2 separate regions of the Homo sapiens genome follow, and region 1 is linked to region 2. A link is an interaction called in ENCODE POLR2A ChIA-PET data of the cell type or tissue named here. Cell type or tissue: PC-9. All regions are shown on one strand. Each heading gives the region's core, and the rest is flanking DNA. Links, peaks and the distances in the headings are about the cores only. Region 1 holds the start of LOC105376958 (a long non-coding RNA gene). Region 2 overlaps SLC6A6 (solute carrier family 6 member 6).

What was found. ChIA-PET counts read pairs that join two places held together with the same protein. Peaks named below come from ENCODE experiments on the same cell type or tissue, not always from the same donor. Only the 100,000 strongest peaks of a DNase experiment are listed, where the experiment ranks them.
Region 1: POLR2A ChIA-PET joins it to region 2 with 7 read pairs; 3 of 35 experiments call an interaction of 5 or more read pairs at or near these places.

What each region holds. Positions count from the first base shown.
Region 1 is chr3:14,215,318-14,231,806 of GRCh38, reverse strand. LOC105376958 (a long non-coding RNA gene) reads right to left here and starts at 7,097. Exons shown (of 2, transcript XR_940606.3): 1 at 6,181-7,097; 2 at 1,658-2,102. RefSeq lists silencers at 15,264-15,343, 15,374-15,423. In PC-9, for the core only: no CTCF peak of the experiment used is centred there; DNase peaks (open chromatin) are centred at 6,126, 6,676, 8,016 and 8,496; H3K4me3 peaks cover 1,508 bases; H3K27ac peaks cover 3,670 bases.
Region 2 is chr3:14,475,979-14,487,296 of GRCh38, reverse strand. SLC6A6 (solute carrier family 6 member 6) reads right to left here. Exons shown (of 15, transcript NM_003043.6): 11 at 9,955-10,092; 12 at 8,729-8,831; 13 at 8,112-8,212; 14 at 5,456-5,626; 15 at 1-2,430. The coding sequence ends at 2,290. Among named protein-coding and RNA genes, the nearest start is that of GRIP2, 59 kb to the left of the region's middle. In PC-9, for the core only: no CTCF peak of the experiment used is centred there; no DNase peak of the experiment used is centred there.

The DNA.
Region 1 (16,489 bases), core at 5,646-10,645, 260 kb after region 2:
GAAGCAAGTCTCGGGGCCATCTGCAAAAAGTACTGCAGGCAGGAAAACCAATGGTGCAAAGACCCTGGGGCAGGAGTGAGCTTGTCACATTTAAGGAACATCAGGGAAACCAGGGAAGCTGGAGAAAAGGGTGCAAGAAGGAGAGGGGTCAGAGATGAGGAGGGAGGGTGGAGAGTTGGTTGGGGGCAGGTCAGGTAGGGCCTTGTGCACTGCTGTTGGGACTTTGGATTTGTTCTGAGTAGATGCAAGTCACTGAAATCTTTTTAGCCAAGAAGTGACATGACCTGACTCTCCTTTCCAAAGGTTGCTGAGGCTGCACGGTTGAGAAAGAGCGGCAAGAAGGCAAAGGCAGACACAGGAGGACCACCTCTGACGATGGTGATGAATTGGACGTGGGGAGGAGTCAAGGCAACACAGAGGTTTTGGCCTGAGCTCATGGACAGACAGAGTTGTCATTTACTGGGATGGGGAAAAAAGCAGGAGGATCAGGGTGGGGTGAGAAGAGAGCCAGGAGCTTGCTTTGGGCCATGTGTAGTTTGACATATCTACAATCTCTAAGGGGAGGTTGCAGGCAGGCAGCTGAGTATAGAGTCAGTCGTCCAGGAAGGAGGTTAAGCTAGTAATACTGATTTGGGAGCTGTTGACTTACAGGAGGCATTTAAAACCTGTGTGCCTCAGAATGAACATCACCAAGGGAGTGATTGTGGTCAGAGAAGCGGAGACCCAGGCCTGAACCTGGGAGCCCCCAGCATTCAGTGGTCAAGGCAGTCAGGAGACACCAGCAAAGGGGACTGGGAAGGAGTGGCTGGCGAGGGAGGAGAAGCAGAGGAGCGGTCTGCAAGGGGAAGAGAAGGCTTCAGGAAGGTGGGGCCCACAGCTGTGTCTACTGCCGCTGATGGGCCAAGAGAGAATGAGGAGTGACTGTAGTCCCTGGGATTCAGCCACTTGGAGGCGCATAGCTGGCCTTGACAAAATATTTTGGTTGTGTAGTGGGTACAAAAGCCTGATTTTGTGACTGTGATGAGAGCAATAGGAGACAAGGGGCATGAATGATTCTTTTGAAAACTTTTATTATCAAGAGGAGCAAGGAAATGAGGACCTAGGTGGAGGGGGTTGTGGGGTCAAGAGGGAAAACGGCACTCAAAGTTTCTGAAAATGCTGTCCCTCTTCACACCTCATGTTTCCATCAGCCAGGGACCTGTGGGCTTCTGGCCACGTCCCCTCTTGCCCTCCCTCCTTATCACAACTTCACTGCCACCATCTATCTACCTTGGAGAACTTCAGGGCCCATCTCAACATTTCTGTGCAGTTTAGTTGGGAGAAAGATATTAATCAGATAAACACACCAGTAAATATAGGAAGGCAACTTACTATAAGCATAAAATGGAAAAGCAGAGTGTCCTTTGAAGGAGAATCATAGAGGGAAATGGTCAATATGAGGGGGCTTGGGGGAAGTCTCTCCAAGGAAATGGCTTGAAAGCTAAAATCTGAAGGATGAGTAATAATTCACCAAATGACAAATGATGGGAAGGGTGTTCATAAAATGTGGAACACCTGATTCTGTCACTATTCGGGGTGCCACTGTGTAACCCACACAGACCTAGGGGGACCGAACAAAGGGAGTGAATGCGGGAATAAAAGACAAGAGACAAAAGAGTGTATTTGGAAGAAGGAGTCAGGGGGCACTTTGCTTCTAGTAGACAAGGGCCCTGAGCTTTACACAGCCCTCCATATTTATTAGGCAAAAGAGATAGTGAGAAGGGGGGTGGAAGAAGGGGTCAGCTGCTCAGTCCAGAGTAGGCTTGCAAGACTGCATTCCTCGAACAACAGGCTCTAGATGTCGCAGTAGATAACCTCAGTGCCAGGGAGTGATTGCCTCCAGCAAACCTTCTGTCGGCAGGAGCAGTTGTGAGTTTGCCCACATTCTGCATTCATGATAAACAGTTTGCTGTTTGATCACATAGCCTCCAGTGGAATGCCGAATCCTACGGGCCTTCGGCTCCCTGCATATCCCCCTTTCTGTTTATGAATTAATTGAAAGAACATAAGGCCAGGCTGGGCAGCTCTCATTCTCCAATTGGCAGTCCATCTGATTTTACAGACTATAAACAGAAGACAGAGACAAAACAACATTATTCCAAGAACCACATAAAAGATGTAACTGTGGTGTGTTAGATAGTTCCAAGGGTTGAGGCTCTCCAGGCCTTGCTGGAATCCGGTCCAGTCTTCTAAAGAAGGCTCAAATTCTTGAGTTTGCCTGTTTAAATCAAGAATTTTGTTTTGTAATTCACCAATATCAAAGGTGATGTTGGATGTGAAAGCTCCCTGAAAATGGGCTTCCACAAGGTCCCACGGATACTTACTTTGGTTATATTCTAAGTTGGTTACACAAATATGAGTGTGAGTAAAATGACAACACAATTGTTGCTGCAATTGCAAGCTTTGTTCTTGTTCCCCTAACCATAGAACCATGGATTTCAACATTACCACTTCAGTTTGTAACTCAGTGTTAATTTTATTCTGAAGTAGCCACGCTTGGCTGGCTGTGCATGTCCAGTTCTCCATGTACTAAGCTGTTTGAATAGAACTATGCAAAGCTACAGAAGATATCACAACAGAAGTTATTGGTGTGATCAAGGAAACAATAGCAAAAATTATCGTGCCTAAGGCTCTATGGACACAATGAGTTAGCTGAGTTAGAAGAAGTTTTTACAAAATGCAAAGCAGGTGTGGCAGCCCAAGGCTCAGACAGATTAACGGGAATCCATAGCCCAGGGATGAGACCTAAAATCAACAAAGTAGAGATATTACATGTTTGCAATGTGCTATGATTAATGCAGTGATATAACTGGCAAGATTTATAGGTCAATTGGGTATTGTTTACCTAGAGCTGGTCCTTCTTAGCTGCCAAAAAGACATAAGGATTAAAAACACAAACTGTAAATTGAGTGGTGATACTCTTTACAAATGTAACATTAGAACTGTGTCGTGACTCCGGTTGGCCTTCTCTCCATCTTTGCACTCAGGCTTAGCTGACTCATGGCTTGTATCAGAGGGACTGGGCCCATGGTTGGCCACCCTGTGTTCCTCCAGTCTCCCATTCCATAGTCGCACGCACCTTGAGGGCACCCACACGGTTTGTCCATCTCCTGTAAAAACACAAGCATGCCTTCTTCCCCTCATCAGTAAATCCACTGGACCTTTCCATTTTCCTTTTTCCGGCGTTTTCCATAACACTTTTGGATAAACTTTCCTCTTTTCCTCTAACATTTGCCAATGTCTTTCTGCTGGAGTCTTACCATCCATACCAGCAGTCAAAAAATTTAAAGTAAATAAGGCTAAATGTAGTTTTGATTAAGGTGGTAGTTGGCCTCCTATACCCCTTTTTTGTTTTTTCAGCATGCGTTGTAATATTTGATGTGCCTGTTCTATAATGCCTTGTCCTCTAGGATTATAAGGAATTCCTGTTTTTTGGGTTATAGCCCAAAGCTGTAAGAAATTTTGAAAAGCATGACTAGATTAAGTGGGTCCCTTGTCAGTTTTTGTTTAGGTAGCCCCATATGAGCAAATGATGACAGTGTAGCTGTACATGAACAGCTGTCTCACCTGTTTGGCATGTAGCATGCAGCATATGAGAATAAGTGAAACAAATTAAGCAGTTCTGGGTCTAGTGTACTTTTAACTGTAGAAGCTTTTATGCAATGGGCTACATTTACAACATAAGCTGAATCACAGACAATGTTGACAGGATCTGAAGCTGTAAGCTGTAAAACCTGAATGACTACAATTAGCTCTGAGCATTGAGCTAAAGCACCAGGGGTCATTATTGTTTGAGTGTGTTTAGGTCCATAGATAGTGGCATGACCTTTGGAAGAGCCATCAGTAAAATAAGTCTGTCCACCTGGAATAGGCGTGTGATGAGTAATCACAAGAAGAATGAAAGAGTGGATTTTATAAAATTGTAAAATTTTGTCTAAGGGGTAGTGGTTATCTATAGCACCCACGAAATCTGCAAAAGAGTTTGCCAGGCAGTCACCATTTCCCAAGTTGCGGCTTGTTGCTGGGAGTCTAAAGGAACAATAATTTTGTCAGGATCATATCCCATAAGCATTTTTGACCTATGCTTGCCCGTAGATGCAATTTGTGTAATTAAAGAAAGAGAAATTTGCAAGGTTTTGACTGTTTGATTAGGTGGAAAGAGCCATTCTAATGGTAAGGCAGTGGGCGGAGGAGAAATATCAATGACCCCTGTCAGAAATCCTGACACCTTAGCCCTTTTCTATCTGTTTTTCCAGTTACTGATACCGGGTTAGGATTTCATTGTAGAAACCTCCCCAAACCTTTTCCACTCTGATATCCCATGTTCTTCTACATTTTAAATTCTGAGTTATCAAAGTTTTCATTTGTAAGTCTCCCATCCCATGCTGTAAGTAAGTCTCGACCCCATAAATTGATGGCTATATTTGCAACATAAAGTTGAAAAGTACATGACTGTCCATCTGGACTGAGACGAGGTAAAATCTCAGCACTCTGTTGAACACGTTGAGCTGTTCCTACTCCCACTAAGGATGTAGAAGTTAATTGCAAGGGCCAGGATGGGGGCAATTGTCTTTAGATATTACTGACACATCAGTTCCCGTATCCATAAGCCCATAAGATTTCTTTCCTTTAATTTGTACTACACATGTGGGTCTATTAGAGGCTATGGGTTGGGATAGATAGATTTCCCATGTAGTTGTGCTCCCAAACCTTTTATTTCCTCATTTCTCCTTTCATGGAGAGGGGTGTAATTTGCAGGGAACAAGCAATAATTGAGCATTATATTCTTCAGGTTCAAAAACCCAAAGATCTTGTGACATTAAAACTACTTGAATTTCTCTTTCATAATCAGAGTCAGCAACTCCTGGGACTATAGTAATGACCTGCAAGTTAAGCCGGCTTTTGCCTAAAATTAGTCCTGTGTATCCTGTTGGTAAAAGTCCCCAAATACCAGTGGGAACTTTGATAGGTTTGTCTCCACCAACTAACGTTACCTGTTCTCTGACTGCGAGATCTAATCCTGCACTTCCTGGTGTTCCTGGGGGGAGGGAATCAATGTACCTCCGGGAACCCATCCCTGAAACAGGGTTGAGGTTTGGGCTGGGAATGCCCTCATTGTTTGTGGGGCTGGGGTCCAGGCCCCCATCTCATTTCCCGACAGGGCTGTGCCAATCTGATGAAATTTTGAGCAGCACTGATTAGCCCAGTGATTTCCTTTGTTACAGCAAGGACAAAGTCCTGGCATTTTTTCCGCTGTGGGGCAGGGTGGGGGGAACTGCATTGTAAGATCCTTTCTGTCCTGAGATCTGGTGGCATTCCTTTTTTAAATGTCCAGTTTTTCCACAATTATTTTCCCATTTTAGGGTTTGACCCTTGGCTCCTTTTAGATTTGTCAACTACTAAATTAGCCATTGCTTCAGCTAACATTGAAGAGCAATGAAGCTCAGTTCCTACATCTTGACAAGTTCTGAGAAAATTTCCCATGTTTTTTGTACATCTCACAGGTGCCAGCGCACATTTACAACCTGTGTTTGCATTACGCATAGAGGTCCTAAGGGCTCTCCAGCTATGGCAGCAGAGCATAAAATTCTTTGTATTGGGGTTTCTATTTCTGCTACCAAAGGAGGCGGTACAGATGTTTCTGCAATTGGAGGAGGGAGTATAGGTCAATTCTTATCCTCCCTCTCCTGTTTTTTATTTTCAATTGGAGCTGTGGGTGGGACAACATATTCTTTCAGATTTAGATTCAGCCTGCTCTCCTGCAGAATAAGAAGAAGATAATGTCAGAAGTACAGTATGAACTGAACTCCAAGTGAAGAAAACAGAAGAATCAACTTTAAGACCTTTTTGATGAGCCCGTTTTAATCCTTCTCGTGCTCTGTCCCAATTTTCCACATCAAGAGTGCCTGCCTGGGGAAACCATGGGTTATGCATAGTAACATTTTGTGGCTTCTGCAGGAGGTTAGTTAGTGCCTGCGAATTAACCTGAGCTCCAGACTGTCTCAACAGAACTTTAAGCAGCTGCACATAATGTTTGTCTTCAACAGACAAATTCTTCCCCTTGTTAGCCTGATTCAGAAAACTTCCGGTTCCCAGCACTTCCTTAAAGCACTACTCCCAGTACCTCCTTAGGGCACTGACCTTATATCCGCTGCTGGCAGACCCGGCCCGGCATCCCTGTTCACCTTTCAATTTCAGTTCCTCTGCTCCGGCAGACCTTCTTCGTTCATGTCCTCATAGTCCCTGTGTTCGGACTGTTGCCTGTTCAAGTGCCACTTGTAGCCTGCATGGACCTAGGGGGACTGAACCAAGGGGGCGAACCTGGGAATAAAAGACAAGAGACAAAAGAGTATATTTGGAAGAAGGGGTCAGGGGGCACCTTGCCTCTAGTGGACAAGGACCCTGAGCTTTACACAGCCCTCCATATTTATTAGGCAAAAGAGATAGTGAGAAGAGGGGTGGAAGAAGGGGTCAGCTGCTCAGTCCAGAGTAGGCTTGCAAGACTGCATTCCTCGAACAAGAGGCTCTAGATGTCACCATAGATAACCTCAGTACCAGGGAGTGATTGCCTCCAGCAAACCTTCTGTCGGCAGGAGCAGTCGTGAGTTTGCCCACATCCTGCATTCATGATAAACAGTTTGCTGTTTGATCATATAGCCTCCAGTGGAATGCCGAGTTGGTCATTTCCCATGGGCCTTCGGCTCCCTGCAATAAAACTATGAGCAGTGATTGAGGACAGGACTGGAGGCAGGCTGGGCTCAGATACTGCAGGTTCTGGTAGACTGTGTTAGGGAGGCTTTTGTTGTTATTACTCATTCCAAGTACAATGGGCAGCAATTCAGTGAGCAAACTGTTATGTCTGTCGAAATGGCCCATTTTTCTGTGCTTGAAAAAGAAGGAAAACAGTCAGAAGCAAGACACTAGGCTTCCTCGAAGGAAGGAGGAGAGACGTGGGGCATCTTATCCTGGGCTCCCCAAGAAGCAGACCTTCAGTCACGGATTTGAGTGCAAGTAGTTTATTTCATGCCAATCAGTACTGTAGGGGAGTGTGAACCGAGACAGAATGCAAGGAGGCAAGAAAGGAATTGTTAACATACAACCTACCCCCGTGAGTACGTGGAGCCAGTGGAGGACACAATGATATCCTGACGTCCTCCATGACATCTTATCTGAGGTTGGGCTGGTCGAGGGCTGCAGTTGGGGATATGGCATTAGTACTCTAGGCACTTCTAGGCTGCCATGCCTGTGGTTACAGCAGGCTCCAGCAGCCAGAGGAAGCCCTCGGCAAAGAGATGCATGTGTTGGGATATAGAAGTCAGGCCAGCTTGTGTAGGAATGCTGAGACCTGGGGGATACTGCTTTCCCATATTAAGTCCACTCCCTCCTGATACTGCTTCTTTCAGGATTTTGCCTGTCACAATTTCTACAAAGAAGTTAAGAAAGAGGGTTTGTGAAACAAGCTACAGACCCCATCAATTACCATGAATTCTAAGGTCATCATTGGTGTTCATTGTCCCTGTGTGTCACTACTCATTCTGCATAGCCCTCATACTTGACCACCACTCCTGCATATGAGCTTGCTGGTCTGCTGAGGTAACTGGGTCATCATCCCTAGAGGTTTGAAGCCCTGGTCACTGTGCACTGGGCAGACTATCATTGCTGCAATTGCCCATAAGTGTTGTCATTGGGCTGTGAAACACCAAAATGAGCCCCACTGAATCCCCTGAGCTTTGGGGCATCCTCTTCTCTGACCCCACTATCTAGCAGCAGTGCTATTTCCTCATGATAGGCAGAATCTGATATTCCTACAAGTGTAAGAACTCCTTTCTTTGCCTACTGCTCTGTTGGCATGAGAAACCTAAAATGACAAGGAGCAGCTACAGCTTTAGGCATCCCTGGGATAAGTATCTTCTCCCCATCAACCCCAGACATGCTGAGGGACCAGCATTACTGGTCCAGTGGAGCCTAAAGTTAAAGGTATTCTTGAGATGAGTCACTGTGTACAATGGTGATGGGGCCACTTTTATTTCCACTGCTTGTTTCCCATGTAGTCTATCTGATGGGGCTCCAGCTCCACATAATGCCTGCTGTTTTGAAGTGCACGTTGCTTCTCAAAAGTCAGCACCCCAAAAGTGAAAATGGCAGAATAGGGAACTACAAAAGCCCATCCCTCCACAAAAGGAGAAAATAAACTGGCAAAAGCAGTCAGAATCAACTTTATTGGAAATTGGGAAACTAACTAAAAGTTGACAGCAACCAAGACAATATTTAATCAAGAAAAAAACAAAAAACCACCAGAATCTTGATAATAGAGCTTCATGGTATTTAAATTACCCTGGCTCAGCAGTGGCCTTGAAGATAACAACCAACAACCCATATTCCTTGTATAGGCTCCTAGTACATAAGGGACAGAATCGACCTAATTTCCAAATAACTTTGGTTGTTTGTTTTGACCTGTCTTGTGGCTCCCTGAAGAATTGACTCATTGCTGAGATCTCCAAGGGCTAAGGCAGCTACTCAAGGGGAATTTGTTGAAAATTTTAAAAGGCAAATGTAACAGCTGCTGCCACTTGGGGCAATAGATAACGGTTGGGACAAACTAAAGACAAACCAAAAGGTTGGGAAAAAGGAGCGGGGATTAAAACACATTGGGAAATAAAGGCTTTGAAAAGCTCTCACATATTTGTGGGAATCTAGAAGCCTGCTTGCATGCCCAGAAATGGGTGCATGCTCAGGAAAGACCTGAGAAGTTTTCACTTCTGGCTGACCTCAAGGCTCTCCACAAGGAGGAAGTGAAGACTAAGGCAGAGTGGTAAAGTGCTTCTCCAGGTGTTGAAGGTATACTCCAGCATGCACATAGAGTCCATTTGCTGACACCGAGAGATTTTATTTTCTTTTTTTGTTCCAGGCAAAGAATACATGTCTGTATTTAAATCACCAGCTGACCACTAGGCTAACAAAACAAAGACTTCAGTGGCTATATACAACAACAAATAAAGTCTTTTCAAAATTAATTAAGGAAAGAGAACTAAGCAATCAAACAACAACAATCACAAAAAGCAGCTGCAATAAACCCTGGTGGGAGGAAGATGATTTCCAGATGTGCCATATCATAATATTCAAAATGTTCAGCTTTCAACAAAAAATTATGAGTCATGCAATGAAACGAGAAAGTGTAGCCCATACACAGGAAATAAAGAAATAATAGAAACAGTTCTTGAGGAAGACAAGACATTGAACTTACTAAACAGAATATAAACCAACTATTTAAAATATACCCAAAGAGCTAAAGGAAACTATGTACAAAAAACTAAAGGAAATAATGAGAATTATATTTCAAAAAAATAGAGATTACCAATGATGTGATAGAAATTGTAAGGGGAACCAAGGAGAAAATCTAAAGTTGAAAACTACAATAATTAAAATAATTTTTTTTCAGAGAGATTCAACAGCATATTTGAACAAGTAGAAGAAAGAATCAGCAATCTTGAAGAAAGGTCAATTGAGATTACTCAGTATGAGGAGCAGAAAGGAAAAAAATAAAGAAAAACGAATGAAGCCTAAGATACCTGAGGTACACTTTCAAGAGTACCTAGGAGTTTCAGAAGGAGAGGAGAGGAAAGAAAAGGAGAGGAGAGAGGAGAGAGAGAGAGAGAGAGAGAGAAATAATAGTTGAAGTAATAAAGGCCAAAATTTGCCAAATTTGATCAAAGACATGAATATACACATCCAAGGACCTCAAGTCTCAGTGAAACACTTCATAATCAAACTGTTGAAAACCAAAGACAGAATCCTGAAAGCAGCAGAAGAGAGGTGATTCATCACATACAAGGCATCCTTAATAAGAAATACAGCTGGTTTTTTATCAGAAACGAAGGAGGCCAGAAGACAGTGGGATGACTTACTCAAAATATTGAAAGAATAAAATGGTTAACCAATACTTTTATATCCAGGAAAAATATTCTTCAAAAATGAAAGAGAAATGAAGACATTTCCAGATAAAGAAAAACTGAGAGAGTTCATTGCTAGTAGACCTGCCCTGCAAGAAGTGTAAAGGAGGTCGTTCAGACTGAAATGAAAGGACACTAAAAAGAAACTTGAATCTACATGGAGAAATGAAGAACACCAGTATAGGTAATCATGTAAATAAATAGAAAAGTCAGTATAAAGGCATTTGTGGTTTGTAACTCCTCTTTTTTTCTATATGATTTCAAAAATAACTACATAAACAAATAATAATAAATATACATTGATGGGCACATGATGCATAAAGATGTAACTGATGACAGTAACAACATAAGCAGATGGGAGAACAGAATACAGAAGTAATGTTTGTTATACTATTGAAATTAGTTGGTACTAATTTGAACTTATCTAATTGTTATAAATTAATTGTAATCCCCAGGCAACCACTAAGAAAATAACTAAAAAGTATATAGTAAAATAAACGAGAAGGAAATCAAAATGGCATATGGAAAATATTTATCTAACATAAAAGAAGGCAGCAATGAAATGAAATTGAGGGACAAAAAATATGAGATATAGAAAAAATAGCAAAATGGCAGGAGTAAGGCCCTCTCCATCAGCAATTACATTAAATGTAAATGGTTTAAACTCTACAATTAAATGACAGATTTTTCAGAATGGATTAAACAAACAAACCATGATCAAACTCTACACTGTCTCCAAGGACATGAATTGAATGAAAGTGAGAGAACAGAAAAAGGCAACACATGCAAATAGTAACTGAAAGAGAGTTGAAGTGGCTACACTGATATCAGACAAAATAGACTTTAAGGCATAAATTGTCACAAGAGACAAAGAAGGACACTATATAATGATAAAAGGGTCAATCCATCAAGGATATATACAAATTACAAACATATATCCACCCCAAAAAAGAGACCCAAAATATATAAAGCAAAAACTGACAGAATTGAAGGAAGAAATAGACAGCTCTACATATTCTAGATATTTCAACACCTCACTTTCAATGACGGATAGAAAAACTAGATGAAAGATAAACAAAGAAATAGGAGACTTGAACAAGTTTATAGTGTTATAACTATAACACTATAATTATAGTTATAGTTATAAACCAACAAGACCTACCACATATACAAAACACCCAAGGACAACAAAGTACATATTCTTCTCAAGTGCACATGAAACATTCTCCAGGTAGAACATATGTTAGGTCACAAAACAAGTTTTAATAAATTTTAAGATTGAAATCATAAAATGTATATTCTCCAATCTCAATGGGATGAAATTAGAAATGAATAACAGAAGAAAAACTGGAAATTTCACAAGTATGTGGAAATTTAAAAACACACTCTTAAATGACCAATGGTTCAATAAAAAAATCACAAGGGAAATTAAAAAATACTCTGAGATAAATGAAAATAAAAACACAATAAAAAATTATGGGATGCAGTGAGAGCAGTGTGCAGATGGATATATATATAGCTGTAAATGCCTACATTAAAGAAGAAAGATCTCAAATAATCTAACTTTATACCTTAAGGAAGCAGAAAAAGAAGAGCAAACTAAATCAAAGCAAGCAGAAGGAGGGAAATAATGAAGATAAGAGCAGAGATACATGAAATGGAGTAGAAACAATAAAGAGAATCAATGAAATTAAAAGTTGGTTCCTTGAAAAGGTGTTTTAAAATTGACAAAACTTTAGCTAGATTACCTAAGCAAAAACAGAGAAGATTCACATTACTCAAAAAGCAGAAATAAAAGTGGAGACATTACCAACGACCTTACAGAAATAAAAGAGTATAAGCAAATAATACGAATAATTGTACACCAACAAATTAGAAAACCCAGATAAAATGGACAAATTCCTAGAAACATACAGACTACCAAAATTAACTCAAGAAGAAATAGAAATGCTGAATAGACCTATAACAAGTAAAGAGATGAAATTAGTAATCAAAGAACTTTTAACAAAGAAAATCTCAGGACCAAATAGCTTCATTGGTGAATTCTACCAAATGTTTAAAGAAGAATTAACATGAATGTTTCTCAACTCTTTCAAAAAATAGAAGAGGCAGAAACACTATTTAACTCATTTTATGAGGCCAAAATTACTCTGATACCAAAGTCACACACAGACATAACAAGAAAAAAAAAGTAGAGGCTCATATTCTATGAATATAGATGTAAAGATCTTCAACAGAATACTAGCAAACTGATTCTAGCAGCATGTTAAAAAAATTATACCCTGGCCAGGTGCGGTGGCTCATGCCTGTAATCCCAGCACTTCGGGAGGCCAAGGCGGGCGGATCACGAGGTCAGGAGATCGAGACCATCCTGGCCAACAGGGTGAAACCCCGTCTCTACTAAAAATACAAAAAATTAGCTGGGTGTGGTGGCATGTGCCTGTAATCCCAGCTACTCAGGAGGCCGAGGCAGGAGAATCACTTGAACCTGGGAAGTGGAGATTGCAGTGAGCTGAGATCACGCCATTGCACTCCAATCTGGGCGACAGTGTGAGACTCCATCTCAAAAAAAAAAAAAAAAAAAAAGAGCTAAGTACTCAAATAGACATTTCAGGAAGATATAGAAATGGCCAATAAGCACACGAAAGATGGTTATCTTCATTAATCATTGGAGAAACACCAATCAAAACTACCACAAGGCTGGGCACGATGGCTCATGCCTGTAATCCCAACATTTTGGGAGGCCAAGGTGGGCCAATTGCTTAATCCCTGGGCTCAAGATCAACCTGGGTAACATGGCAAAACCCTGTCTCTACAAAAAAAATGCAAAAATTAGCTGTGCATGGTGATGTGCACCTATAGTTCCAGCTATAGGTGCCAGGGCAGGAGGACCACTTGAGCCCAGGAGTTTGAGGCTGCAGTGAGCTGTGATTGTGCCACTGCTCTCCAGTCTGGGTGACAGAGTGAGACCTTGTCAAAAAAAAAAAAGGAAAGAAAGAGAGGGAGAGAGGAAGGAAAGAAGGGAGGGAGGGAGGGAGGGAGGGAAGGAGGAAGGAAAGGAAGGAAGGAAGGAAGAAAGGAAGGAAGGAAGGAAAAGGAAGGAAGGAAAAGGAAGGAAGGAAGGAGGGAGGGAGGGAGGGAGGGTGTGTGAGATATCACTGCCCAGCTCCTAGAATGGCTATGATTTTAAAAACAAAAAATAACAAATGTTAGCAAAGATGTTGAGAAACTGGAGGGAGGAATGTGAAATGGTGCTGCTGCTGGGAAAAAGAGTTTGGCTATTCTTCAAAAAGCTAAACAGAATTACTATATGAGCCAGCCATTCTGCTCCTAAGTACATACCCCAAATAACTGAAGACAGGTGTTCAAAGAAAAAGTTCTACAAGAATTTCATAGCAGCACTATTCACAACAGCCAAATGAATAAACATAATATTGTATATCCACACAATAGGACATTATTCAGACATAAGAAGGAATGAAGTACTGATTCATACTTCAACTTGGATAAAGACGTTTTGCTAAGGGAAGGAAGACAGACACAAAAGGCCATGACTTGTGTGATCTCATTTATATGAAGTGTCCAGAACAGGTGAATCTATACAGACAGAAAGCAAATTAGCTGTTTTCTGGGGCTGAGGAGAGGGGAAAATGGGAATGACTGCTGGATGAGTCTAAAGTGTCTTTTGAATGAATGAAAATGTTCTGGAATTAGATAGTGGTGATGGTTGCACTATCCTGTGAATGCACTAAAAGTCACTGAATTGTGTATTTTAAAATGGCTAAAATGGTGAATTTTATGTTATACGAATTTTACCTCAATGAAAAACAGTATAGCATGCCAACCGTGCCAGGTATCTCCCCTAGGCAGGCTCCTTAGCTGTGCTTCTAGCAAAGAGCCAGCAAGCAGCTTCTGCTGATGCCTTCCTTGGAAAAACCTGTCTGTTCTGTGGCCATGTGCCCACTTTCATACAGCTTTTGCCATGCACTGGGTCCCTTGGTGTAAGAAGAGGTGATACGGAATCCTAGGAAGGTAAATCAGATCCTTTGTGAGTTCTCAGACGGTGGTGCTGGTCAATGCACTGTTGGTGGGAAAGTCAACGAGGAGAAGCGGGGCCAAACGGCCTGAACTGTGAAGGCCTGAAGGGATAAGGCCAGGTGTCAACAGCGCATATTTCAAAAAAAGAAGTTCGAACTCAAGAAAATTTTCCCGGCCGCACACTGTGGCTCACGCTCGTAATCCCAGCACTTTGGGAGGCCGAGGCGGGGGGATCGCGAGGTCAGGAGATCGAGACTCATCCCGGCTAACACGGTGAAACCCCGTCTCTACTAAAAAAAAATTCAAAAAATTAGCCGGGGGTGGCGGCAGGCCCCTGTAGTCCCAGCTACTCGCGAGGCTGAGGCAGGAGAATGGTGTGAACCGGGGAGGCAGAGCTTGCAGTGAGCCGAGATCGAGCCACTGCACTCCAGCCTGGGCAACAGAGCGAGAGTCCATCTCAAAAAAAAAAAAAAAAAAAAGAAAAGAAAAGAAAAGAAAAAGAAAGAAAGAAAGGAAGGAAGGAAGAAAGAAAGAAAGTGAAAAAAAAGAAAAAAAAAATTTCCTGAGATGTCCTAGGCCATACAAGCACTTTTGGGGTGGGGCCCCTGGAAAAACAACATGACTTTCCACCTCTGTTAAAAGCCAAAGCCTCTGTTTTCCGTGCAGGATCGTGATCAGTTTACATACATTGTCTCTATTGATTCTTTCAGCAACTCTTTGGGATACACGTCCTCATTGTGCAAATGGGAGAATTGTTTCCTGTAAAGCTAAGTAACTAGCGTGTGATCGCAGGGCTGAGAGGTGGAGGTGTCTGTGAACAGGGCTGCTGCTTTCCGTGATCCGTGCTCTTTCTGCAATGAAGTTTGGCCGATACACGGCAAGTCGGCCACCACTGACTGCTCCGGGGCTCCTGGCAGACATTATTAATCAATCACAGCTTCTTTTCCCTCCGAGTCTGGACTTAGCTTTACCATCCTCTGCAAAACAGCCCTCGGGCAGCCACTATTAACCATAACTGGCACATCAGATGAAAAATCCTCTGCCATCCCAGGATCACACACGAGTCTGTCTCCCTCTATCTGAACTGGCATGTCCTGAATCTGCCTTTAAGCCAACAGAAGAGTCCAAGTCAATGCAAAAGACCGCTGTAGAGGATGTAGCCATTTCTTGCCAGAGGCCTAAATGAGGTGTGGTTTTAAGAGCCCGGGGAACAGTGGGCCAGTTGAAGACGAACGGACAAGTCAGGAAACTCAAAGAAGGCAGGAGACCAGGGTCCCAGCCCCCTGTCTGCTTCATCACCAGAACCGGCCAATCAGTGCCAGTAATTGGAAGGGGCACATGACCTGGGCTGGGCCAACCATAATGAATCCTGGGGCTTTGGTTGGCGTTTCGGGAATGAGGTGGGTGACTGAGCTGCAGAATGTCCACTAGGGGCTGCTGCGCCATCCTGTCACCACGAGGGGAACGAGGGGAGCATCTGACTGAGAACGGAGTCAATAGCAGGGTGAGCAAAGCCAAGGGACGGAGCAAGACCGATTCTTGGTGGCATAGCCTGCGCTCCTGAATGCAGCCATGTCTACAGTCAGCTCCCGCTGCTCTTTTTTTTTTTCTTAAGTCAGTTTGAGGTTTTATTTTGTTGTTGTTAATTGCTAATGAAAAAGTCCTTGATACTGTCATCTATTTGTCTCCCATAACTGTTCTTTGCCTTAATTTTCATTAAAAATTATGCCCTTGGCCCAGTGCAGTGGCTCACACCTGTTATCCCAGCACTTTGGGATGCTGAGGAGGGATGATTGTTTTTGAGGCCAGGGGTTTGAGACCAGCTTGGGCAACATAGTGAGGCCTGTCTCTACAAAAAGTACACACACACACACACACACACACACACACACACACAATTAGCCAGGTGTGGTGGCACACATCTGTAGGCCCAGCTGCTTGGGATGCTGAAACTGGAGGATTGCTCAAGCTCAGGAGGTCAAGGTTGCAGTGCGCCATCATTATGTTGTTGCATTCCAGCCTGGGTGACAGAGCCAGACCCTGTCTCAAGAAAATAAAAAAATGCCCTTCATCATTGTGGACTGAGCATCTCCCCCTTATCTTTACCCAAATTATTACCCCCTTCTCTGCTCTTCCTGCTGCATGCCAGCCTAAAGGACCTCCTGGGCTACCTGCTCCAGCCACCCCCACCGCCACTTCAGGTTTATGACAGGAAGCCACCAGGTGAGCCTCTCAGTGTCTTTTAGAAAACCTCCTTCTATGTCAGGAACTTTGTATTTATTACCCCATGTTCCCTATGAAGAAATCATGGCATAAGCTCCTCTGAGAGAGCAGTGCCAGGAAAATGTAGGTGCCATTATTATCCCATTTTCACAGTGGGAAGCTGGGGCCCTGAGAGATTACGTTTTTTGTCTAAGGTCATGAAGTTGTTCTGTGGGGCCAGGATTTAAACCCAGAGTTTC
Region 2 (11,318 bases), core at 5,764-10,763:
GGCCTGGGGACTTGGTCTGCCTGTGTCTTTGGTCTAGAATTTGGTCTGAGAATCTTATAAGAAGAGGCCTTCCTCAGGCCATGTCCAGAATGTTGCAATTTGCCTACCAACCCAAAATACTGTGGCCTTTCACCCAGGGAGCCCCCGCTGGGGAGATGGAAACTGAAATGACCACAAATGCCCAGGTAGCCACTGCGTGCCAAGTCCCCTCTTCCCCACGTGCCACCTGCCCTCAATCATTGACAGTGGTTAGTTTACTAAAGTTATATAAGACAAAGGAAAACAGGTCACAATGCTACTCCATAAAATCAGGGAAAAAACAGTAAAATCAAATCAGACACAAACGGCAACCATAAATACATAGAAAAACAGGAACAAGATAGAATCGTTGAGAGTTTGGAATAGGACTGGGTGTTGTTTGGCAGAGTAGATAGCTTTGGAAACAGTGAAATATGTATGCCTGCCAAAGATGGGGTTCAGAATTGCCCCTTGGGAGGGGGACACCAAAGGCATACTCCTCCTCCCAAATTTAAGAAGGGGGTTTCCAGGGTTCCAAGAGCCCCTGCTGTGAAAATTCTGCGGTCTGCACCCCTCGAGGCAGTGACTGCCTTTGTGCGTGGTCACGTTTCGGTTTCATTTAGACTGAGCTTGGAAGTGACTGTTCAAATGGCACAGTTTAGGTCCAAATAGGGGCTGGGTGGGGGTGTGTCTGCCCTGGGGATTTGAAAGGTATAGTACCTTCTCTCCTGGTTCAGAGACAACCTCTGCTCCACATAAGGCCCTTGATCAAGCCAGTTCTGAGGGGCCAGGACCCTGACAATCCCAACCTTCTAGAAAACTCTCCTAGGCCTTCTCTTTTGGGTCCGCAGGTGGTAAATGTCTGTAAACCCAGCTATTGCAGGGGTTTTGAAGTGAAGAGCTTTGTTATATCCTAGGTCAGCACCACGGGCTGCCCTTGTTCTGAACTGGGAGCACTTCCCCCAGTGGAGGATACAGACTCAAAAGCTGTTCTTGGTGTGCCTTGCTAGGTGCCAGGGCAGCCCAGGGTGGCATCTTTAATGAGGGCTTGGCAGGAGTCTCCCAGGCTGAGAGTGGGGAGTGGGGAGATGAGGAAAGAAAGCACCCCTCCCCGACACCGGGCCCATCTGCATGCCTGGGGCCTATATCCTTTGGTCCACTCACCTCCCCACCACTCCCCTAGTCCCTCAACAGGTATGTCATGCTTCATTCCTGCAGGCAACTTTAAGAGATGCTGAGATGTTGCTTGGGGAATGACCAGAACCTGCTATGACCCCATTCAAATGCAACAGACTCATCTGAGCCCTGAGACCCCAGCTCCTGCCGGGAGAGCCTCTGCTCCTTCTCTGCCTGGAATGCCCCAGGAAGGACTGTGGCCTCCTGTGCCTCTGCCACCTCTTGCGAGGCTGAGTTGTGAGCCTCACTCCTGCCAGCCTTCTTGGATCTCTAGCAGCTCCCTCTCTGGCCAGTGGTTCTGACGGTCTACTGACTATCCACTCACCATCTCAAAATTAAAAGTGGGATTTTGCTTCTGGTACAAGTTTCTACTGCTCTTAGAATCAGACTTCTGCTATAGGGCCTCCTCATTCAGCTTCAGCCAGTCTCCTTTATGTGAAGGGTTGGTTCATTCCTTTGGCATCTCTCTTCTTCACTAAGCCAAGTTTAATGAGGTATCTCCTCACAGCCCTCCTTTCTTCCCCCTGGGTCTGCCAGCTAATGGGTCCTCTCTCCTGCTATTTCTTCCATCTGAACCAGGATTTGGAAGGTATACCACCTTAAGATGGGTGTAGAGTCCCAGGAAAATTCCATCCTGCGTTTACTGGACAGAACTTTCTGCCAGCTACACAGCACCGAAGAATTGCTTTTGAAAATGAGATCTATTGCTGGCAAGAAGATCAATTCAAGTGGTAAAAGTATATGACAATCTCTAAGTGTATATATACTTATATGTAAAAAAAAAAATACAAAGAAAAATTTACCAAATTCCCATAAAATACATCTAATTCAGTATGAAAGCTCTGCCTCTCCACGGACATCTTCCCGTGGGTTTTCTTTTTGTACAAAATATCCCCCAAATCAAAACAAAACACACACACACGATACACACACACACACACACGCACGCACACATACCCACAATTACATTTTCTGTGACAATTACAAAAAAAAAAAAATCCTAGTGCAAATATAAAGCTCTGTAAACCTGGTCCTATGAGAATCTAATGTTAGTAAACAGCAGGAAAGCCGCCGGCCCCGTCGACCCGAGAGAGCTCACATCATGGTCTCCACAATGATGTGGGTCGGTTTCACGAGAGCGCCGTTCATGACGGTGCGAGAGTTGTAAGGTGTGGCTCCCTCGCGCTCCACAGCCCAGCGGTTGGGTTCCCTTGGGGTCAGCAGGTACTTGACTCTCTGGAGAAGGATGACAGGAGTGAGGGGGGAAACGTCAGGCGGCCTGGTCTCCCCTTCGCCAGGGCCATCTGCCTCCTCCTGAATTGGCTCATGTGCTGTTTGGTTTTTGGTAAACTCACACCCTCTCTGATCTCCTGTTTTTGTCCTTTTTGGAAATAATGGAATTGAACTAAGGCGCTCCTAAGGTGCCACTAGGCCCTGACTCAAGGCGGAATTCCTGTTGGTGGTTTCCTTCCTTGGCCAAACCCCTGCTTACGTTCCTACAGGGATGGGGGACTCAACCTTCATGTGCTTTTTTTCTTCTATGGAACTAAAATATGCCTCCCTGTGATTCTCTCCCTCTGATTTCTCTGCCTTGCAAAGCAGCAGTTGAGTTCCTCTCATTTGTATGCCCTGAGTTGGACAACTGTCTTCAGCCTCCATGGCTCCCACCTTCCCCAAGGAGAAACTCCAAACTCCTCAGCCTCCCATAAGCTACACTTCCTGCCTTCTTGCAGAGACAGGTCTTCCCTAGTTTCCTGAAGGCATCCAGTCCTCCCAGCAGGGTTTACATCTTAAGGGCTTGGAGAACCTTGCTCGCATTTGAGCTGCCCTTCCAAGAGATAGGAGCTGCATGGGAATTCTAGATCACTCCTGAGCAGGGTGAGTTTTGTCCTCACAGTTGGTTGAGTGTCCCTCTCCAAGGATACCCAGAAAATCCATGTCAGAACTGGGACTCAACCAGACTCCCACTCCCCAGTCCACCTCTTGCCAACTGTCAACTCAGAGACTTGAATAGGCCAGCAGTTGAAAGACAAACAAACAAAACAACAAGCCCTCTTTCTAGGCATTTATATTCAACTTAGGTATGTTACAAATTTTTAAAAGCTGCTTATTAAAAGCTACAGTATTTCATTTAAAAACCCAGTTTTCGGTAATCCCAGCACTTTGGGAAGCAGGAGGATCGCTCAAGGTCAGGATTTAAAGGCAGTCTGGGCAACACAGTGAGACCCTAACTCTTAAAAAAAAAAATTAAAAATTAGCCAGGCATGGTGGTACGTGCCTGTAGTCCAAGTTACTCGGGAGGCTGAGGAAAGAAGATTGCTTGAGCCCAGGAATTTGAGGCTGTGATTGAGCCACTGCACTCCAGCCTGGGCAAAGGAGCAAGACCCTGTCTCTATTTTTTTTGTTTTTAAATCCAGTTTTCCATCTTTTCTTGAAAAGCTGCAAGATCTGGCAACTCCAGGCCCAGGTCCCCTCCTTGTAGCACCTTCTCCAGTTTGCTCCCAGCCCTACCCCCATGACTTCCCTCACCTGAGCCACCTGCCAGCTCTCCCTCCATCACTTTGCCTCTCCACATCCATACAATGGGCTGTGCCTGGGAGGGCGGAGGAGAGTCAAACCCCCAGGCAGCCACTTGGGGCTCTGCCTACACAGGAGGCTCAGGCAGAGCTGGAACCATCCTGGGACAGAGATCTGGGTTTGCCAGAACCTGGCTCAGAGAGAAGCTCATGGCTGGGAGGACACCTTGATGACTTGTGCAGGTGGGAGCCCCTGAGGGGCACATAAAGAAAGACAGACAGATGGTGGCTCAACTGCCTTCACAGGGGCCTTTGGTGAAGTCAGACTGGCACAGGAGGACGGGGTACCAGTGTGGGGTGAAGCCTGCCCTCACCCACTCCCCCACCTCTTTCCCCCATGCCAACCCCACTCCACCCAAACTTCTAAATGTGGGCTGGACCAATATTTTAAAATGAGGCTTTGAAGGACACCAAGTTAGTGACCTGTTGGGTGTCCCCCTGAACCAATGGTATGTAATTGCTTTGGGCACTCACCAATCAGAGCAGAGACCCCTAGACCAATCAGAACCTTTAGAGACCCCTTGCTGTGCCCTAATGAACCCTTTGGCTTCTGGACAGTAAGGACATTCTGGAAACTCTGGTTGGGTTGGCCTGGAGTATTGTGGGGTCACCTGGAGGGCTCGGGACAGTCACTGTTCCCTGCCTGTCCCCAGGCCCAGTATTTCAGTCTGTTAACAGCTCATAGGGCCATTTAGCGTTCTGGCTAAAGACTGGTTGGGGTGCTGCCCTCTGTCCTCTGAAAAAATAGAATGGGTCAAAAGCTCCAGGATAACCCCAGGGGCCCCCCCAGTTTCAAGGATTTCCTCCTGCCCTGCCAGCTTCCTCAGTCTCCCCTCCCTCCCCTGCCACCAGCACCACCTCCAGGCCATTCCCCTGCCCAGGAGGAAACAGGACCCAGCCCAGCAGGGAGCCAGGGCCCCAGGACATCCTGGCTCCAGATTTTTAAAAGAGAATAACAATAAAAACAGCCCAGAACAAAACAGTGCACTCTTGGAGCCAGCCCAAGCTCAAAAGGTTAAGGGAGATTCTGAGAAAAGAATTTCTTGGAAAGAGTAGGGCCTTTGCCAGGGCCTGGGATCTCCAGGGCTGTTGGAGGAATTTCTGAGAGGAGGCTGAAGGTAGGTGGGGCCAGGGGAGGCCCCAGCAGGCACAGAGGCAGAGGTCTGGCTGCCGCCACAGATCCGGAGAAGACCCCAGCATGGGCTGGGATGATCCTAAATTTGGCTCCTCAATAAAAGAAGGCATCTGGGTGGGGCTCAGGCTTCCTCCCTAGGCTCCTGGCTTTGTCCCACCGCTTCAGGAACATGGCCCCACTGGTCCCAGGATAAAGCCCCAGCTCTTAGCTTGGCATCCAAAGCTACAGTCACCTCTCCAGCCTCACTGCCCACCCCAACTCTGCCAACACCAGGAACACCTTCCCTCTCACATTCTCCATCTGGCAAGTTCCTCCTCACCCCACAGCCCGGCTTCCAATGTCTCCATAAAGCCTTCTCCCATGTGAACTCTACTTGCTTCCCGTCTTCCCACAATGCACTCTGCTGCCCATAAGCTGAACCACTGGATGGGTGAGGGAACTATGGCTCAGAGAGGGCAGGTGACTTGCCTGAGATCACGCAGCAAACTGACAACAATCACCTTTGGCCTCGCGCCTCCCACCTCCCCTGGCCCTGGGCCCAAGCACTTACCACAAGGAACGGCCCCTCAGTCTGGCAGAGGCGGATGACGATGACCAAGGGAACGCAGAGCATGGAGGAAAGGGCCAGGCTCCAGCCCAGCCCAATGGCCCAGTTGGGGTACACGTATGTTTTGTTGTAGGTCAGGGGTACGTACTTGACGAGCGAGAAGATGAAACATCCCTGCGGAGAGATGGGGGCAGTCAGGAGAGGGGTCCTGGGCATCGGGGGGTGGGGGGCTTCTGGGACTAGGACTGGCCTCAACCTGAGGGAAGGGTCTCTCTCCTTGGGAAAGGACTGGCTCAGAACTCACACCCCTCTCTGCTGCCATAAGGATCCCCCCCGCCCCGGTAAAAACACAGTAAGTCGTTTCCCTGCTCAAAACCCTTCTGTGGCTCCCAGTGCCAGCAGATGCAGCCCAAACTCCTCGGTGCAGCCGGGAGTGTCAGCAGAAGCTGTACCCCTTCCTCCCTCATCTGCCTCAACTCTCCCTCCGTGTCCACACTCCAGCCACCCTGAAGAATTCCTTCTAGCTCCTCTGTCACTGAACTCTGGGTCTTGGCATGGGCTGTTTCCTCTGCCTGGCCCTCTTTCCCCCACATCTTCTCATCCTAACTTGGCTCCACTGGGTCTGCCTTACTTGCCCAGGCACCACCCATACCTCTCCTTCCAGAAAGCGAGTGGTTGTAACCATCTCTTGGGCACACGTGTTCTGCCAGACTGTGAGTCTGAGAGTAGGAATGTGTGTGTCTTGTCCTAGTTCTTTAACACCCAGTGCAGCTCCAGGTACATACAACAAGTGCACCATAAGTGCTAGCAGCGTAGATGAAAGCCTTTCTTCCCCCACTGCCACCCTCCATGTCTATCTCTGAGCCACCAGCAGCAGGGGCCTGGGCACCTGAGCCTTGCCCTGTTCGGTGTCCACAGCCCAGCCCTGGGTCCATGCTAATGGCTAGTGGCCATCAGCATGCATGAATGGTGGGGTGGGGTCAGCCCTGTGCCTCTAAAGGGAGCAAAGCCCACCTTTCCCTGTGAGAAGAGCACCTAAGGCTGGCTCGGGGCTCCCGGGGCTTCTGCTTCTAGTCAGAATGACAGCATCTCTGAGGAGGGCCCAGGGTGGCCTCTGATTGTTCCATAATGTGAAAATGGCCTAACTCTTCAACACCTAGTAACTGGGATTTGACAGGAAGATGCATCTTTCTAAAGCAGAGTCGGTGATGGGCAAGGGAGAGCACTAGCCTGCAGGCATCTTTTACTGGGCACCAACTGCACGTCTGGCCCTGCTGTTGTTCCCGTCCCTACGTGTAGGGCTGTGGCTCAGATGAGTGAGTCCCAAGAGATGCTGCCCTGGGCCCTCCCAAGCAGGAGGAGCTTGAGCCAGTGCCTGCCTGTTTCCCATTCCTCTCCATGAGGGTGACCTCATCTCACCACCTGGGAATGCAGCCTATCTCTGACGTATCCAGCTCCTCAGGGAGAGAGATAAGGAAACTGAGGGTCAGAGTGCTGAGAAGAGCTGCCCACAAGCAAACATTAAACCAGGATGAGAACACAGGTGGGCCAACTAAACTCATCTCCAAAGATAAACTCACCAATTGTTGTGGTTACTGGCTCTTACCATTACTTATTTTTGTGGGAGAAAGTCTGCACTTCAGAGGAAAAGGCTTCATATGCATATTAAATAACAGTAACAGTCTAAGGTCGTCAGCTGCCACCGGGGTCCTCCTTCACAGTCTCCTGGTTTTACAAGTGGGGAAACTGAGGCTCACAGAGGGAAGTGACTTGCTTGAGGTCATATCATGAGTTAACAGCAACATTGACTTAGTCTGGCCTGATAGCAGGTCACGGAGGGGAGGGCCTATTTGTCCTCAGCACCTGTCTCCTAAATCCAAGGAATATTGGGCCATTTGTGCTCCCCATAGTGGAGCCGTGAATGGCAGGATGGATGTGGTCTCCCTGGCAATAAGCTCCAATGATCACAAGTGATTGCAAACCCTGACGGCTTTGCCATGGAGGAATTCCACTCACTGGCACCCTGGAGTGCGACCATGAAGCAGACTGCATGGGCAGGTGCCAAGGCCAACTCCAACATGGTGGGCGAGAGCATCCTCGTGGGAAGAACAACGTGGCACACTGATACCCTTGGGCCTGGGTGAGTCCAAAGCTTCCCTATCCTTGGGAGAACCCAGGACTTCCCCTCTCTAAGCTACTACCCCCACCTCTCCATGGAAACACCCCATTTCCAATGTCTATGACCTCTCTACTAGATATCCCAAAGGCCCCTCTACTTCCCCAGTGACCCAAACAGAGCTCATGCGCTCTGGAAGGTTTGGGGAAAGAATGTGCTTTCAATTCTGGATCCCCTGGATTTCTCAACATGCTCCAGATACACCCTCTTCTTTTAGGATGCCTTGGCCCCGCACAGGCTGGCTCCTCTGCCAGAAATGCCCTTCTTGTTTTCTACTCCTGACAAATTCCTACTTATCCTTCAAAACTCAACTCAAGCTAACTCCCTGGAGCAGCCTTCCTCCCCTCTCCCAGGCAGCGCTGAAGCTGGGTTTATTATAAGCCCACGCTGAACAGATGCTGCATGAAAGATGGTTTAGCGGGTGAAAATGTCAAGCCCCAGGGAGAAGAGGCCACCAGCCAGAGCCACAGAAATGGAACTCACAACACAGAGAACTGGAGTGATCACAGCCCAGCTGTACTTCATCCAGGGCCCGGGCCGATAGCCAATCATGTCCTCAATACCATCATAAAGGTTATCACCTCCTGCAAGAGACAGAGGGGGACATTTTCTGACACAGCGTTCAAGGCCAGCAGCAGCTCAGGGGCCATGAGTGGGGTCTCTGGGACCTGATCCAGGCCTCTGCATCTCCACACCATGGATATACAAGTGTGGCAAAAACAGACATTTACATGAAATTCAAATATAACTCTGCATCTTGTATTTTTCTGGCAATCTGAGGCACACTCCAAACCCTAGGTGTGCAATCTTAGGCACAGCCCAAACTCAAACCCAAGGCCTCAAGGAGATAAAAAAGGAGTATTCCAGGTCCTGCACAACCAAGTTCTGAAACTGTGAAAACATCCAGTCACACCTCACACCTTTAGCACCAGGAGGATCTTCAGTGTGGCTACAGTGAGATTATTTGTGTAGTCTAGGTAGGGAGGGCCTACTGTTCAACTCAAATTGAATTTCTGTTAGTATTCTCTGCTTCTGAAGCTTCTAAGTAGAGAAGCCCAAAGGAGAGCCTTGAGAAAGGACATGAAAAAATCTGTACTCACCATATATCCAGGCAATAACAAAACATTCAAAGAATGCAACCCACAAAAGGCATACACCGCTAGCTGCATAGTAGTCAAAGAGCTGAAACACATACATGCCACCCTGTGAAGAAAAAAACCACAGAAGGTCGATTTCCTACCTGGTCTCCAATTTCTTTCATATACAAAGAGCTCTGGCATATCAATAAGATTAAAAAAACCCAAGAGAAAAATGGACAAAGACTCTGATGACCAGATAAATATACAAAAAGATGCTCAACTTCATGTTTGACAAATGTAATTAAAAACACACATACAGATAAATGAAAGCAAAATGATGGGTCCACGGGAGCCTGCTTCCCAAGGAGGTGCTTCACACCAAGTGCAGCTGACAGAGAAGACTCCAGGGTCACCCAGCTGCTCAGTGAGTGGCCCTAAAATCTGACTTCTGGGGTGGGGGTTCTTACAAATACCTCCAGAAAAACACTTTTACTTCTGGTAAGGAAAAATGGTGAAGTGAAGCCCTGAATTGGGTTTTCGGAGAACTGTTAAATGGGACCCGTTCCTGGGGAACAGGGGAGGTGGTGGGGGGGGGCATGCAGGAGAGAGCGTGCCCTGGCTTTGATGCTAGGCTTCCATTCTTAGTACAATCTTTATCTCATCTGGCTTGCCTCTTGCTAGACACGTCTTAGACGTTCCCGTTCCCTTCTGCTCTTTGCTTCCCTTGTCTGCATCTGAAATCGCCCCTCCTCCTGGCCCCTGCTCACCCTCTGAATAGTGTATGTGCCCCCTATCAACCCATACCCACCAGGACTCGGTCCTGTGGCAGGTGACCTGCAAGGTGGTGCACCTCTACGTGGTGCTGTGGTATTTCCTGGGAGGCCTGCGTTTACCCTTGAGAATGTCTCCACCCCACCCCCAGGCCTGAGAAGGGCACACAGTCAGGGGTGAACAGAGATGTTGTGAAATGGATTTCAGCTGAAGATCCTCTTCCCAGGACAGAGGGCAGCGGGTGGTCACAGTGTTGCCACAGCAACAGGCAAAATAATTGGGTAGTTTGGGTCAGCTGTGGGCTCCTGAGCCCCCTCGTGCTACCCCCAGTGTTGGTCCAAGCAGGACCCCTGAATTGGGTGGGGCTGGGAGATGAAGCCCCTACCTGGCCCTCTCACCCAGCTGCTGCCTCCACTATGGCCTTGAGGAGGGCACTGGAGCACCAAGCCTGAAACACAGCTGAGAGAGCCACCTACCTCCGTCACCATCGTCAGCCCCAGCAGGTAGCTGATGCTACACACGAAGGCGATGAAGATTTCCCGACGATAACCCTTCCTTAGGAAGGATGGGTAAAGATCAACCAAGGATGTGATCTGTCCTTCAACTTCAACAAACTGAGGAGGGGAAGAGAGAGAGCTGGTGAGCGGCTGACGCTCAGGCCACCCTTGCCTGCTGCTCGGAGGGAAGGGCCCAGGAACACACAATGCAGGAGCAGACGTGACCATCCTTGTGTCCAGAATTGGCCTGTGAGATCAAGTCCAAGTGTGGAAGCCTGGCCTCCCTGACTGTGCCTGGGGAGTCCCGCCTGCCACTCCTCGGAGCCAGACAACGCAACATTCGGTGGTCCACACCGAGCTGGCCAAATATTCCACACCTCTGCATCTTCTCTCAGGCTGTTCCTGCCACCAGAATGCCTTTCCCCATCCTCCAAAGCTGAGCTTGAGAACAACTGCGCCTCTGAAGCCAATGCTGACCCTCTGTCCTGGCACATTCAGGGGCATATATGTGTTGCCATGACAACCTCCCTCACTGATCTCCATCCTCGTGGAAGATAAGGGTGGTATCACATTCACTTTTGGGCCTCGAATGCCGAGCCCTGCCAGACACATTGGCTGCTCAGAAAATGTGATGAATGGGTGGACCTTAGCACCAACTTGCTTGGCAGGTCAGGGGAAGTCTGAGCCTCAGTTTCCCCATCAGTGGAATGGCAGGCAGTTCAGGTCAGATTCACACAGTGGCTTTCAATCCTTTGGGGATCACAAGCCCATGAGAGGACTTTGCATGTGCGCACACACGCTGTGTGTGCTGCCTGGGACTCCAGGAACCCCTTCCTGGGCTCCCAAAGGAAAAGAAGCTGGTTGGAAAAGGCCCCTCTGTAGGTAACATTTCAGGGGAATTCTCAGTCTTTCTAAACCTTTCCATCTCGTGCCTAACCATTTATCTTGGGGGTTGTTCCACATCATTACACAGAAAGCTGCCTCATTTTTTAATTGATAAAACTCCACCCTGTGGGTAGGCATCGCCATTGATCTAATGCCCAGCTGATGGTCTCCAGACTCAGCTCTTCCTCTCCTCCTGTGTGCAGGCATCTGTGCATGTAGCACAGTCTTAAAAGAGAAGCTTTGGGGTTAAAGAGCACACAGCAGCACTTTAAATTTGGATGGCTACACCCAAACTTCCCTGCCAACCAACACACCCTCCAAGGCCTATCTGATTCCTTCAAAAGTTGAAGAGCTTATTCAACCTGGACCCAGATGTCCTTTCATCTGAACGAGGCTTTTGGGAAGGACGTTTCCCCAGCATTCCTACCAGAGAAATCTAACCCCTTCCTCCTTTGGGA